2 separate regions of the Homo sapiens genome follow, and region 1 is linked to region 2. A link is a loop called in an ENCODE intact Hi-C map of the cell type or tissue named here. Cell type or tissue: ovary. All regions are shown on one strand.

Region 1 (2,500 bases), 270 kb before region 2:
TAAAGCTGAGTGCGGTGTGAAGCCTGTAGCTGCAGCTATTTGGAAGGCTGTTAGGCAGATCACTTTAGTCCAGGAGTTTGACGCCAGCCTGGGCAACATAGTGAGACCCTGTCTCTGAAACAAAACACACACACACACACACACACACACACACACACACACACACACACGGCTGCTATGTAATCTATAACATTTATATATGAATGTTTATCAATTTCAAGAGCCCATACACAAATCTGAAAAATGTAAATATATAACATCCAGGCAATGAGGACTGTAAGTCTTTATGTAGCCTTTCTATGGCTAATAATACAATATACTACTATCTGCTATTGTAACCAAACATCTGTAGAAAGTCATAGCAAAAATTAAGATAGAAATGTCCTGCAATAAACATTTGGAGAGCACTTATAATATGCAAACCATTCTGCTCAGCACAACCATAGATCTCAAGATACATGTTTGCCTAATGAAATGCCCCCCCAGCATGCCTTCCCTGAAGATGTCCATCATTTTAGGTTATCTATTAGATTGGTGCAAAAGTAATTGCAAATTGCAGTTTTTGTCATTGCTTTTAATGCTATTGCTTTTAATGACAAAAACTGCAATTACTGCACCAACCTGATACTTCTTCTTGTGATGCTGCAGTTAGCCCTGTTTCTCCAGCAACTCTGCGAAGATACTTTGCAACTCAAAGAGACTATAATAAAGATTCATTAGGCTATCATCTGGTCAGAGTGCTGGAAGAGCTTCTTTGGCTCAACGTTATTACAGAATTGATCTATATGAGTTTATAATGCAGTGGGTATAGGTCAATATAGAAAAGAGATGAAGAGCATAAACCGTGAAGTCAGAACTGCCAGTATCATCGATTACTAGCTGTACGGCCTAGGACAAACTATTTAATCCTCTGGAACCTCAAATTCCCGTGGACAGAGTGTGCATAACACTATCCTCTGATAAGATTGCTAAAACGATTACATGAAAAATAAATAAGTAAAGCATTTATTGCCTAGCCCTCAAACATATCTTTATAAATTATTGTTACTAATTTATAGTATACTACTATAGTTATATTAATTATGTGAATATTATGCATCTCCAGTCGTTAGAGCAAAAAGGGATTACAGGACTCTGTTTTACAGTTGAGTACCACTCAAAAATCAAACCAGATATCAAAGCTGTTAGAAGTCCAGACTTCAATAATGGGGAGGGAAGAGGAGCATTACCATCCTCAAAAGGGGAGGAAATAAATGGGATTAAGATAATCTACCTCACAGGATTTTTGTGAGGCTCAAATTGTATGAGATATGTGAAAGTACTTCTTAAGTATTATCTGCAACCAACATCACTGATGACTAAGTGCACAGACACAGTCTCTCCATTAACTTAACAGTAGGTGGCACTCTTGTGCTACCTCAGAATTTTTGAAAAGACTGTAGGCACACAAAGGCGTTACAGGGACATCTATGTCAATTTTTCATTCCCTCAACAGATATTAAGTGGGTCCCTAAAATAAGCAAAGCACTATGCTAAGTGGTCAGAACGAAATTTTTTTTTGAATCCAAGACTTACTGTTATGATAGAAGCAAGAAGCAATTAGGGACCTACCCCTGACATCCATTAAAGTCAACACCTACATAGCTATATCACAAGAGGTGGAAAATGAGATTAAAATGTATATTTGCTAGCACTTAATAGTTTATAGCCAGTCTAAATAAATTATCAATCTAAATAGATTATCTCATTTGATTTTCAAAAGCAAGTAAAATTATGTATGGAGATACTAACCCTGTCTTAGAATGAAGTCAGAACTTTGGGAAAGATCATAATTTTCCTTCAAAACACTGACAACAATTTGTACTTTTCTATTTTTCTCTGTAACTCCACTTCATCCATTCATTCCACAAATATTTATTAAGTATCTACTACATGTCAGGTACTGTACTGGGTGCTAGAGATACAGCAATGAATGCAACAGACAAAGACTGTGACCCCTACATTCCAGTAAGGATTTTTTTTGTTTAATATCTGTCTCATCCAACCAGACTATAAACTCCACAAAGGCAGGACAAGTGCCTGTTTATTCACCTCTCCTTCCCCAGCACTTATGCCAGTACCTGGCACAATAAGCCGCAAGTGGGCCAGAGTGAGCCCCAGTGACAGCTCAACTAACACTGAGTCAATCAATGAACAGAGAAAACCACGCTTCCCTGGGACAGAAAACATAAACCAGACAGAATGGTCATTTCTGGCACAAACTATTGTGAAAAAAGCAAAGAATGATTGGTAAAACAAAATGGTTTTTTTCCTCCCTCTATTCATTGGTTATTCAACCAAATAGTTACTGAGTATTTTACTATGTGTCAGACAGTTAGGCATTAAATATAAAATCAAAGATTTTAAAGGGAAACTCTGTCACCAGTAATGGCATGGGGGCGGTGGTGGGGATAATGGAAACTGGAAGAGAAAAATTAAGATGCTGCCAGATGACAAGTTC
Region 2 (2,500 bases):
CAGCCTCCAGTCCCAATTCTGTCTTGGTTTCCCCATCTGCAAAGGAAGGATTCTGTAGTGGATGTTTTTATGCTTCTTTCAATCTCAGGCTCTGATTTGTTCTGGCATCTAAATGGATGCCAGCTATTCCACTTTCAAAAACCTCAGAGAAGAAAATTCTAGAGTCCATGGTTTCTTTTCTTTAATTTTTATGCCTAATAACTCTGTAAAAATTTCTTTCTCCCATCGCATAAATCCTTTCCCATTCAATCAAATGTCCTTGAAGCAGAAACACATGCCTACTTCTGCAGCCACACAGATAGTTGGCCTTTGCACACTGGTTGATGTAGGGTTTTGCACCTCTTCTTCATAAATGTTGGCTACCATAATTATTCAAATGTTCCCAGAATAAAGATTATAGGTATAATGGCATGGTGCAAGGAGGCTGGGCTTCAGCTGGGGCAGCCGGCCCCTCACTTTCAGGGTGATCTTGGCTCTCTGAGTTTCCTTTTCCCCAGAGGTAAGGTTGGGGGGACCTGCCCTCCTGGGCCGCAGGGCTGTCGTGAGGATGAACTGAGATGCACCAGAAGAGTGGCTGTCTTTACAATATGTGATTATGTTGCATCCTGTCACCTGCTGGCCCAAGGACAGGGATTTAATTGTGTACTGAGACCCTTTGGGAAGTGCTTTTAGATCCCTATGGAATCCTTGGTGGAATGCGATGGGCTATAAATACAAGAAGAAAATAGGTAGAGTGAAAATAGAGACTTCTGGAGAATCTGGCTTCCTGTGACTCCACTGGGGTGCTGGGCGGGAGCGCTTTTTCAGAGCATGGAGACTTTCCTTGTACCTCCCCTCATTCCCTCATTCCCCTATTCCCCAGGGTTTAAAAAAAAAAAAAAAAAAAAAGAACTTTCCCCGAACTTTCCCATTCCTCTGCCCTGGCTGCTAATGCTGAAATTCCATCTTGTGTTTGTTGTCACCCGCAGGTCTGTTTCCATGGTTACCCAAATTCCAGGCACTGGCCCCAGGCCCACCACAACGCATCCCTCAAAGTCTCTTTGGCAGAGGAAAAGCATTTCTCCTTGCTGCGGCAAGTCAGAGCCAGAATCTCGGGTTCTCCTGCTCCAAAGCCCCCACTACACCCTCATTCGCGTGTGATTCATGCGTTTAGGTGGTTCTGCTCAGCGTCGTTTTTTGAGTTGGGGAGCGGTGAGTAAGCACAATATAAGTTTCCTTCATTTCTCTTCTCCTTGTTTGAGCTAAGGAATTACTTTCTTGTACCAAACATTACACCCTTGGAAAACACTCCAGATGGTTCTCATTAAAATTCCAATTCCTTTTTTTGCAATTCATTTTTCCCCATTCTCCTCAAACTACTATCTCAAAAATAAACACCAGGCTGAGGAGCAAGTGAGGGGTCTGTGAATAGCAGCTCCAGTGAATGGAATCTTTCAGAGACCCCTGGTGTGGCCCTGAAGGCGCCTGCAGCTTCTCTTCTTGCCAAGGGTCACCTGGCCCTTCATAGGGAGGCCAGGGGTAGCAGCCCTGTGGCATCCTCACCAGGGAGAGTCCAAACACACATGGGGGGCATGTGCATAGGGATGCACATGAACACATAGGGATGCCGAGTGCAGCAGCCCCATGCACTGTCACCAGGGAGCGTCCAAACACACGTGGGGGGCATGTTCGATGGCAAAGGTGCCCTAAGGGGGCCATGGGCTCTGCTGCCTCTGCAGGAAGAGGGGCAGAAGGCCAGCTAGGCCTCTGTTCCCCAACAGGCTGGGCCCAGACCATGCTTTGCAGAGGGGCTGTCCACCTTCTTTAGTATACAGCGAGGCCTCTGCAGATTTCTAAAGACACTGGCCACAGGAGCGAGGTGATGCTTACTCTAAGAAGCGGACAAGGAGAGACTGCCAATGCCTTTTGGCCATAATTGCAGCTGAGCAAGTCACAGGCTTTGCTCCCACATCTGGAAAAATCTGCATGCACAGGAAAAGTATGTGTGTGTCCAGTGATGTGTATTTGATATGTTTTTATTTTCAACTTTATGTTATGAAAAAATTTAAAAATACAGAAAAGTTGTAAGAATGGTACAATGAACAGCCATATCACTCCACCTAGATCCAACGAATGTTACATTTTGTCATATTTCCTTTCCCTCTCTCTCTTTCCAGATACACAGAGAGATAAATACATATCCTTTGCTTAGACATTTGAAAGTTAGGATCTTGTCCCTATAGCATTTTATAACCTAGTAATCTATGCATTAATGCAATCATATACTGCAGTCATGCACTGCATGACAATGTTTTGGTAAATGATAGACTGCATATACAATGGTGATCCCATAAGATTATAATACCAGGCCAGGTGTGGTGGCTCAAGCCTGTAATCCCAGCACTTTGGGAGGCCAAGGTGGGCTGATCACCTGAGGTCAGGAGTTTGAGACCAGCCTGGCCAACATGGTGAAACGCTGTGTCAACTAAAAAAAAATACAAAAATCTATTTTGCGCCTGTA

The links. Peaks named below come from ENCODE experiments on the same cell type or tissue, not always from the same donor. Only the 100,000 strongest peaks of a DNase experiment are listed, where the experiment ranks them.
Region 1: a loop joins it to region 2, with 4 times the contacts of the local background. A loop is called at or near these places in 28 of 110 quality-filtered maps.

The regions. Positions count from the first base shown.
Region 1 is chr3:134,196,459-134,198,958 of GRCh38, forward strand. All of the region lies in intron 6 of RYK (receptor like tyrosine kinase), which reads right to left. Among named protein-coding and RNA genes, the nearest start is that of RYK, 53 kb to the right of the region's middle. In ovary, a CTCF peak has its summit at 1,420 (motif pointing right); no DNase peak of the experiment used is centred here.
Region 2 is chr3:134,463,283-134,465,782 of GRCh38, forward strand. No RefSeq gene overlaps it. Among named protein-coding and RNA genes, the nearest start is that of ANAPC13, 21 kb to the right of the region's middle. RefSeq lists enhancers at 1-10, 1,462-2,186. In ovary, no CTCF peak of the experiment used is centred here; DNase peaks (open chromatin) are centred at 1,059 and 1,862; H3K27ac peaks cover 1,685 bases.